2 separate regions of the Homo sapiens genome follow, and region 1 is linked to region 2. Evidence: chromatin contacts called from ENCODE Hi-C or POLR2A ChIA-PET data. All regions are on one chromosome and are shown on one strand. Each heading gives the region's core, a stretch centred on a gene start or an enhancer-like site at or near the end of the contact. The rest is flanking DNA. Distances are from core to core; before and after follow the strand shown. Region 1 overlaps BABAM2 (BRISC and BRCA1 A complex member 2). Region 2 overlaps BABAM2 (BRISC and BRCA1 A complex member 2).

Region 1 (5,103 bases), core at 929-3,428, 190 kb before region 2:
TGGACAGAGCTCTCAAAATTTCTTTCTTTGAAAAAGAAAACTAGAAATTATTTGAAGACTGTGACAGAGTCATGTCACTGGAATTGGAAGCACAGCTGTCCCTGTGAGGGCCCAGGCCACGAGGAGAGGAAATCATGTTGGTTCACTGACTGGCTGGGGAATCCTTGAAGGAACAAATCCAGGGTGCAGCAGGAAGTTGCCTGGGTGGGAGGTAGTGGCTCTTGTCCAGCCTGAGGCCTAATCAAATCAAACACACTCGACCACCTTGCATTTACAAAAATCTCCTCTATTTGGGATGCTGGGTGAAAATCCTAAGACCTTACACCTGTGTGCTTCTGAAGACGTCCATATATGTGAAGCAGCTGCCTCCTTTTATCTCAAACACTGCCAAACACCTTAGACATCCCACTGAGAGCTAGCTATGTGCTTATGGACAGCTATCTTCCAAACTGGGAAGAACCAAATAAGACACGCTATAGCCTTTTGTTTCTCCAAGGCTCTGGAACATATTCTGTACACATTAACTCGGTGTGCCTGCATCTCATGTAGACCTGCCTCCTGAATCCCAGGGAAGAGGGCAAGATCATATCAGTATAAGGATCAAGAAACACTAGCATTACATCACTGTGTGAGTAAGATAAAGCAAGGCAGAAGAGAAAGAGCTGCATTTGAATTTGGACATTTGAGAACTGGTTTAAATTTGGTTCTGCATTTACCACCTGTGGGATCTTAGGCAAGTCACTAAACCTCTCTGCTATAGAACGGCAATCATGACTTTTATGTTGCAGTGTTTCATAAATAACAACTATTAGTGTGATCTGGATTCAGGGCTGAGGCTCTTCTGTAGAAACAGCAGAAGATAGCAACAGACTGAAGGAATAGTCATGCCATCTGGGTGAACAGCAGGTCGACTCTTGGTTCAGGAAAGACGAAGGTGGTATGTGGTTCAGGTACAGTCAAATACACGACCAATAGCAGCAGCAGCCATAACTCTCTCCAAAACATAAAGACCACACAGAGTGTGCACATAGGTGCCAGACACCACTACTTAAAGAGCTTGTTCCTAGGCCTGCTCCTTTTTAAAGAGATAATTTAATTTTAAGTTTCATGAGGGGCCAGGCAAAGTGGCTCATGCCTGTAATCCCAGCACTTTGGGAGGCTGTGGCAGGATGAATGCTTGAAGCCAGGAGTTTGAGACCAGTCTGGGCAACAAAGCAAAACCCTGTCTCTACAAAAAATAAAAAATCAGCTAGGTGTGCTGGGACGTGCCTGTAACCACAGCTACTCAGGAGACTGAGGCAGGAGGATGGCTTGAGTCTAGGAGTTTGAGGCAGCAGTGAGCTATGATTGCACCACTATACTCCAACCTGTGTCAAAGAGCAAGACCCTGTCTCTTAAAAAAAAAATTTCATGAGGGAGGGACCATATCTTATTCAAGTACCTGATACAGTGTTTGGCCCAACAGGTGTTCAATAAAATAATTTCTAATAAAATTATAATAATAGGCTTAACCCTGTTTCTCAGCATAGAGTAAAGGAAATAGAACACAGGCTATAAATAATGTCAAGACAATATGCCTTCCAGCATTTTCCTAATATGTATAGTTGGCCAAGTACTACTAAGTACTATCAGTCAAATACTATTAGAGCTCCTGATGTCATTGTCAATGTAAAAAAAAAAAAATGACAAGAAAAAATCCAAAATATCTCAAGATTATTTCTATTGAATAGCCTCAGTTTGTTTCTAATCTTTCCACAGCCCATGTTCACATCTGTGGCCTCCCTTTTATGGGCTCTGGAGCTGTAAATCTGAAAGAAGACAGATAAGGTAGAAACCTTGTTAAACAAAATCCTCATCAAAATGACAAACATTCAAACAGGAGTGGCCTGCCTTTATCTCCAGTTACCACCCAGTTTGGATGGAGTCTGTTTCCCTTTTACAAAAGGTTTGCTGTATGAGAAGGGAACATTTTACCCAAGAGACCGAAAGTCACTCCCAACTAGGTATTTCCCAAAGGAGTTGTACTGTATGTTCCAGAGTGCAGCTGCTGAGCTAACTATCTGGGTTGCAATAAAATGTCTTGATTTTTATCCATGGTTGGACAGATTGAGTTTTCTGATAACCCCAGTCCATTTCCCTAGAAATGCAGGTATGTATCCACATGCTGACTCATTCCGGGTGCAGAGAGCACAGAGTCTCTACAGAGGGTGGAGACTGCAAAGGCGAATACTTCCAAGATGGAGAGGAGAAGGGGGAAGGGAGAGAGCAAGAAAAAACAACCTAGAGGAGTGTTCTGGATTGACTATTTACAGACAGTTTGCCAGCAACAGATAAGGGATGGATCAGGGCTGGCAACCATTACTGGGGTGGTTTCTTTGGGTCTTTTAAGATAAAAGAGATTTGATATGTTTATTAAGTAATGTGGTTACCCTGGAAGCTGGGCATGTACTTCTCGTGATAACTGTATAGCAATTACTTCTGTTGGTTACAAGCCTCAGCTTTTGTTTGCTGAAATGTTAGATTTGGTTATATCTTTGTAGGTATGAGATACTTTTAAAGGGATAGTGTTTAGTAAATTTAGATATGTAAAACTTGCCTTTCATTGGCAAGGATCACAATAACAGCTTTGTAGGATTTCTCCGCAGACAAATAATCTCTACAGTGGACCTCAAGACTTCATACTAGGATTCTGAAGATGATTGAGTCAATGGATGAGTGTAACGAACTTTTGGAAACTTCAAGGCAATTAAAGGAAACTGCAGGAGGACCAGAAAAGATCAAGACCAGGGCACGAGGGCTGATCCAAACAACGGGGGCCGGCATTTGTGATCTTGGGTAGAGCCACCCCAGTGTGGGTCAACTCCACAGCATTAGGAAAACCAGTTTATCAGAATTACCTTCTCAAGCAATAGATCTGTTCCTTGTCACATTCTTAGAACTAATAAAGACTTATCTTTATTACTACTAATTATAATGTTTTGGTTCATTCTTTTAAAAATTATGCAATATGTGACACATACCAAAGAATACTTGTAATACACACTTAAGGTCTGAAACACAGCAGAAAAACAGAACATGACTGAATCTATGCTCCCTCTCAGAACAAAGACATGAGCCACAAGCTGAAGCGACCTTGCCATCCCTCTCTCTCCATTGTCTCCCTGCCTCTCTCTCCAGAGATAATCACTGTCCTAAAATGCCTGTTTATCACTCCTTCATTTTTGTTTGTTGTTTTTTAGAGACTGAGTCTTGATAGGCTAGACTCAATTTCTAGGCTCAACGTATCCTCTTGTCTCAGCCTCCCCAAGTAGCTGGGACTATAGGCATGTGCCACTGCGGCCAGGACACCTTCACTTTTTTAGAAACATGGCTTTAATGCAGATTTCTATATCCCTAATAAATAAATGGACAGATTGTCTGGTTTTGCTTGTTTTTGAGCTCTTTATATAAAAATTCTATCGTGTGTCTCCTGGAACTTGCTTTTTTCAGTCAATATTAGGGTTCTAAGATTTCGTCTTTATTGTGTATAGATACAGTTTGTCATTTTCACAGTTGTATAATAATGTAAATTTGACACTATTTATCCATTCCTCTGTCAGTGAACATTTGGGTTTTTGGGTTTCTTCTAGTTTCAACTACAACTAGAGATACTGCCATGATTATTCTTGAACATGTGCTCATCAACAATTTTTCCTTTTTCTCCTAGGCATACCCAAACAAATTTCCCAGCCTTCCTGCAGTGAGGTGGAGCCAAATGACTAAATTCTGTGTGTTGGAGAGATAAATGCCACTTCTGGGCCTGACCCCTATGGCCCCTGCCATGCTGGCCTGAAGAAGAGGGTGCAGTGGAGGATGCTGAGGCCATAGGGAATGGTGGAGCCATTAGACAGAGAAGCTGGTCCCAGAACTTCTGCAAGAAGCAGAGTCCTCCTTTCATCCATAATGACCACCACTGAATTGACAGCACAGGAAATAAAACGTTACTGTGTTAGCCACAGAGACTGGGGGTTGCTTGTTATAGGTGTTAGACTTTCCTGATAAAACCACCATTTCAAAATACATTAAAAGTGTGTGTGTGTGTGTGTGTGTGTGTGTATGTGTGTGTGTGTCTAGTCAGTGTAAATGAAGCAACAGCTGGGCCTGGGGGTGGGCTCTGCCTCCTGCATTTATGGGGGAGTGAGGGACTTGTGGAGATAAAAGCACCAGGAGGGATCCTCCTAGTGGAGTTGTTCTGCCTCTTGATTGTGTCAATGTCAGTATCCTATCCTGGTTGTTGATATTGTACTACAGTTGTTCAAGATGATACCACTGGGAGAAAGTGGGTGAAGGGTACATAGGATCTTTGTATTCTTTCTTTCTTTCTTTCCTTCTTTTTTGGAGACAGAGTTTCACTCTTGTCACCCAGGCTGGAGTGCAGTGGCACAATCTAGGCTCACTGCAACCTCCGCCTCCCAGGTTCAAGCAATTCTCCTGCCTTAGCCTCCCACGTAGCTGGGATTACAGGTGCCTGTCACCACACCCAGCTAATTTTTGTATTTTTAGTAGAAATGGGCTTTCACCATGTTGATCAGGCTGGTCTCGAATTCCTGATCTCAGCTGATCCACACGCCTTGGCCTCCCAAAATGCTGGGATTACAGGCGTGAGCCACTGCACCCAGCCTTTTGTACTATTTCTTACACCTACATGTGAATCCACAATTATCCCAAAATAAAAAGTTTTAACAACCATGAAAGACTTATATGGTAAATATGGAGAAGTATTAACAAAACTATGGAAGGCAGTTCCTCCTTTGTTTTTGGAAAACAGAAATAAAGTGGCATCAGGTACAGAGGACAGTCCTTAGACCCAGGCGTGTGACAATGCCAACCTTTTACCCTTGGTTTCCTTACCTTAAAAACAAGGACAATACCTGTCCTACCAACTTCATGGGGCTTGGGGAAGATCAAATTAAATAAGATGATAAATGGGAAAGTACTTTGAAATACTATAAGATCTTATCACTAACAATGAAGAGACATTTCTAATAACACTTTGGGAATGACAGAGGATACTATCAATCCACTTACATTTATGAATGAAGAAGAGCTGCAAAGCTGCAGGTG
Region 2 (5,475 bases), core at 1,821-4,320:
GCCTGTTATTCTAATCAACTTGGTAGTTCCTACTACTTTCCTACCTTTAGACCCTCTCCAAGTCCTTAGTACAAGTATAAAAATCCTGTATGGTTGCCGCTGTGTCTCTATCATCCATGTGTACAACAGGAACTATCATAACCCTGGAGTGAGAAGGAAAAGACAGCCACGCTACCCGTCAAGCGCATCTTACTCTGCTGTGCATCACAAGAGAGGGCAGGACACCTTTAAGGTAACCAAATTCATGGTTAGAACCAAGTGTATAATAACAAAATGTTACTAAAATTAGGTAGGTTTGTCTTCATTATTAATTCACAGAAAGGGAAGGGGGGCTATGTGTTTTATTCTCTTTCTAATTGTCCTTACTACCTACTTAACACAGGTCACTGTGCTCAATAAATACAGATCACGAAATGACCAAATATATAGATACACAAGTAAAGAAACATCATCTATATCAAAGATGGCCACTCGCTGGGACAAAGATAAGAGTCAGTATCTAGTTACCCACAGGCCAAATCAGACCTCAGGAACACAAACACTGCTAGGTAATGTTTTATTCATCAATCTCCCAGGGACAATGATAGTACATACACAGCAGCAATAACATCAATCGGTTCAGTAAAAATAAGAGGCAAGATCATGTCCCAAGAGGAAGGGAGGGCTGGTTAGGACTGGAAGCATAAGGAGACTAGAAAATAGGAAATATTTAATAGTTATTAAAACAAATGTGCTGAAGAATTGATAACTACTGTTAAGCCATACAAAGGGCCCAAAATAAAATTAGAATCACAAATTTGTAGTGGGCCAAATCAGTACGGTTCTCAGATTGCTTCTAAAATGTTCCAACAGCAGATTGCAAAAAGCGGGAAAGCATGCAGTGACTATCACAGTGGACAAAGAACGTGATTAGGAGGGTTGAGGAGGTGGTACTGAAGTAGTAGGTCTTTGAGACAAGGCTAAGCATGCAATCAGCAGAGTCTAAGAGTGAATGACTGAAGGCACAGATCTAGCTCCACAGATGTGGAGGAGTGGAAGAAGCAGCAGTTCAGGACGTGGTAAGCAGAGAAAGAGAGTACTGATATTTTAGAAACAGAGCAGTGATGATGAAGTACAAGGTGCAGCAAAAAGGAAAGGTGGGGAGCAGAAATGGAGCTGGAAAGACTCTAACAGGCTGAAGAAGGATGAATGGATCATCATTTTACGTGCCAGAATTGGGGAGGATGATGGCAGAGGATGGAGAGAAGATAAGACCCAGGTACTGAGGTTGTCTAGCAAAGTGGGAATGAGTCTAGGGTTGACAGAGTCAGCAATGATTACTGAAAAGAGTGGTGCATGTGGACAAATTATTAGGTTTTAATATTTTCACAGTATATCAGGAGAAGTGAGAAAGGTGAGGCCTCCACAGCAACGAACAGAATCAATTTTCAGTAAAGACAAGAGGCAGCAGAAAAATTACTTACAAGTGAGGGAATTACAACTCCAGATGAAAGAACACTATTTCTGGTTACTATTAAGTTGAATGAATTAATTAAGCATAGAGTCTACTAGTAAAATACTCTGAAAACCTGTAAACTAAAGAACCATGAAAATAGCAACCATCCAATTCCTTAACTGTGATCATTATCTGAGGATTCACATGCCAAGCACTATAGGAAGTGCTTCACAGGCATTATTTTATTTCATCCTCACAACTTAACACTGTGAGACAGGTATTAGATTCATTTTAGAGAAGAGGATACAAAGGCATAAATAAGTTAAATAACTTGCCTAAGGTCAGAGTCAGTGACAAAACTGGGACTGGAACTCAAGGGTAACTGATAGCCCTTGCTGTTCTTAAGCACCAACAGAATTCAGATGACATATTGCCTTTTCCAGTATTTCTGCTCTTCTTTTTATCTTTAAAATGTTTCTTTGAAAGCTATGAAATACCAGTGCTCAACCACATCAGACAACCAATACCACAAAACTATTTGCTTTATACTGAGAACGCACTGTAGTGCCTTCCTTGGAATGCAACACTTTTAACCTAAAACTGAAAAATATATCACGCTGAAAAAGAATTGCTCTTCACTTTCAAATTACTGATATCAGGGTGAATGGCTTGTTCTTCTGTGCATGGTTGTTTTTTTTCCCCCATAGCAATATGCCACTGTCACATCATGAAATCTTAGGCAGCTACTATTGTTTAGTTTCAATATGTTTCCTTACCTCCAAAGAAAACAATCAACTCTAAGTTGTCTCCACTTCATTACTAATAATTTATTATTAAAAAGCACAAAATGCATTGCACATTATTACTTTAGTTCTTATGCATAGTAGATAATTGTTTTTTATTAAAAACTGCATGTAAAAACATCTTTAGGACATTTGATAAAACATATCCCCATGCCTTTTTGTTATCCGTATCATGTCCACACCTAGAGAATGAGGCAGGTTTGACCTTCTGAAAGGTAATGGGTCTGAAACAAACTAAAGAAATTATGGGCCTCTTTTCATTTGGCTTAAAAAGGGATTTATGATCATTTCTGTTCAACAACCTAAATTCATTTAGGGCTGAAGTGAGGGAAACAGAGGAAAGGAAGTGGGAGTAGCGTAGCATTAAGAAACGCTGAGAAGGGCCCAGTGTGAATTAGGCTAGTGGAAATGCAGACTCTTAAGATGTGCTAAAGCCTGATAACCACTTTTAGTGTTTTCAAATCCACAATTCCCACGCATTCATCTTATTCAGTGGTGATGTCTACAATGTTAAAGTTGCCACAAGATACACTGAAAGCAACATTTTCTGTACCAAGTAATTTGATTCACAGAAAGCATCTTCTCAACACAGTGGACCTTGCCTGGTCTTACGTACAAATTGGGAATCAGGTAAGTGTGGCTCTAGCCTGCCTACAACAATCGTCTGCACCACAGGCTTGGATAAGTTCTTCTTCTAGAAAAGAAGCAGCTCCTACTTGCCCTGTATATCTTAAAGGGCTGTGAGAAGAAGCACATGCAGGCGCTTTGCCCTGGGGAGAGTTACATGTAGAAGGGACTCTGGATGGAAGCAGGCGCTCTGTGACCAGCCTGCCAGTCTGCGAATCTATGTGGCTGGCTGCACTACGTTTTCCTGCCCTCCTCTCCCCAGCTATAGGAAGATTGTTTTGTAGGCTCATTATTGCTTCACCAACTGCTAGGAAGGAAATATTTCTATGCAATAAAAATTCTTTTGGTGTTTTTTACTCCCTTCTCATCCATGCAAAACAGGAAAGCATGATACATTGCCTTTTATGGTAACAAAAGATCCAGACGAAGGTTCTTAATGTTCTTAGACAATTGTGCTCACATTATTACCACAACACTTTCCTAACTTCACTGTTTGAATAGGAAAAAAGATGCCTTACATGCTCCAAGCTTAATGTATCTCCAGGGAAGATATATCCTGACAAATGTTTACTAAATCAGGTCACGGATTAATCAAATAGGGAGTTCACTGAAATAATAAAATTAATATGCTTGCAGATGGCTACTTAAAATGAGAATGCCAAGGTAATTGTAAGTGGTTTTAAAAGCAGTTTTCTTTTCTCTTTCAAATATTTGAACCATGCTCTTAACAATGTAGTCTACAGAACACAGGCACAGATTGGTCTCTTCTAACATGATTACTGCTTTTATTTACATGTTGTTCAACAGCCATCACCAAAAAAAGCCATCATCAGACTAGTATCTCATCTCAAGGAGTACCTACCATCTCTCTCATTATATCTAGAGATTTTTGAGGCAGGTAGTCTATAGATCCTTTTGCCTCATCCAGGTAGTCTATCCTATAGACAAATTTTGGTACTGAAATCACCTCTCTCTCCTTCTCTTTTCAATGCTCTGATTACATACATTATAATCTGTTTTCATTTAAGGAAATGAAACACATGTCCTTAATGCTTTTTCTGAAATGCTGGATGGTACAGTTATTTTTAAATGAGTATCACAGAATTTTAAGGCTGAACCTCAGAGATTATCTAGTTCACTTTTGAAATTAAAGATAAGACTGGAGCTCAGAGAGGTTTCTTTACTTTCCCCAGAGTCACACCATTAATTAAAGACAAATATGATAAAAGATGCCCAATTTAACTACTTTTAAAAATCTAATCTAAAAATCTGAATGTACAAATATTATTCTTTGTATAGAAGGAGTGGCTGAAGGGTTTCTTAAATGGTGAGCTCCTATAGTTTCTTTTTAAGAATTCACTGTGCAAAACAGTGTATACTAACCCTGCAGAAATATATCTACAGTATAATGTTAACTATGAGCCTAGATTTGTAATTTATTTTTTAGGTAACATATTTTTAAAATAGTATAATATAACTTTTATTGTTAATACCACTACAAATAAAACATTAAGATAATTCCGGCTTTTTCAAAGAGTTTATGTGAAAACGTAAACCCTAACAGTTTATTTTCTAATGTCTATGACACTGTCTCAATCAGTGAAATGAAATCCACCCACCTTTACTTCAAATTAAAGGCAATGCTTACATTTACAGAGAATTATGTTCCTTAATAAGCACTGTAAATCCATACAATGTAATTAGGCTGGATTTCCCATGAAAATAAGTATGAAGGTAAGGTACCTGACCAAAGGCCTAGAGCTCAATTTAATTTAAAAAATATACAACGATCAGACCATTGTATTTGAACAGTGAAATAATATGCTTATTTACTGCAATTCAAAAATTAGTCATAAAACTTTTCTTTAGTAAGCTATATTTACTAATAAAGGAAGCAAAGAGCTTTTATTTTACCTCTAATTCCTGCCTCTCTTGTACTACAACAAAAAGAAAACAAATAAACACTGTCATTGGAGTAATCAAATTCTGAAGACTTTCTCTAGAAATATGTGCAAGAGTTTGGTTTTTTTCCCTTAGATGAAATAGTCTAATCACTGATATAATGAATGCCAATCTAGCCACCATGCAGATAAAGAAACATAACATGAAATACAAAGGAAGGGCCTGTGTAGCCCCTTACCTTTCTCATCCCCTTACCTACTACCCCTGCCAGGTATCCACTATTCTGAAATTTCTGTTTTGAGGAAACTCTGGCACACTTAATGGTTCTTGAGAAATGATTTTATTGCCATTTTTTCTTTCTGCAATTTTTTCTATATAAATTTAGAAAATAAGTTGCTAAAGAAGTAGGATCAGTATTTCCCAATTTCTTGGAGAATATGTGTTAATTTGTGTGTTCAGCTGACATAACAATGAGAGTTGAAAAATTGGTTCATGCTGGAAATATGATTAACTGTAAATAAATCTAAATGAGAACCACTTGTTTAATGATTAACGAAGGAAGGATGGAAGGACAGAGGAAGGGAGGAAGGGAAGAAGGAAGGCTAACCATTCCAATGGATATAAGAAATGCCTTCATGCTAAACCCTTTCAAGTTTATAGTTCCACCTCAGTTTCTCTTCTGAATGCCAGACTTGCATATCCTAGCTA

What was found. A loop is a pair of places that touch in the nucleus more often than their neighbours do. ChIA-PET counts read pairs that join two places held with the same protein, here RNA polymerase II (POLR2A).
Region 1: a map of Caco-2 shows a loop between it and region 2 (7-fold over the local background). The contact joins two enhancer-like sites. A Hi-C loop is called at or near these places in 2 of 168 maps with a recorded cell type or tissue (Caco-2 and endothelial cell of umbilical vein). POLR2A ChIA-PET finds 5 or more read pairs at or near these places in 2 of 52 experiments (OCI-LY7 and Panc1).

Annotation. Positions count from the first base shown.
Region 1 is chr2:28,266,431-28,271,533 of GRCh38, reverse strand. The region is part of intron 10 of BABAM2 (BRISC and BRCA1 A complex member 2); the gene reads right to left. It overlaps LOC124907745 (a long non-coding RNA gene), which reads left to right. Exons shown (of 2, transcript XR_007086254.1): 1 at 1-2,149; 2 at 2,633-2,968. Among named protein-coding and RNA genes, the nearest start is that of BABAM2-AS2, 41 kb to the left of the region's middle. Within about 2 kb of position 2,178, at least 10 of the 41 ENCODE cell types and tissues checked have a DNase peak (open chromatin) inside an H3K27ac peak, as active enhancers do.
Region 2 is chr2:28,078,771-28,084,245 of GRCh38, reverse strand. The region is part of intron 6 of BABAM2 (BRISC and BRCA1 A complex member 2); the gene reads right to left. Among named protein-coding and RNA genes, the nearest start is that of MIR4263, 85 kb to the right of the region's middle. Within about 2 kb of position 3,070, at least 8 of the 41 ENCODE cell types and tissues checked have a DNase peak (open chromatin) inside an H3K27ac peak, as active enhancers do.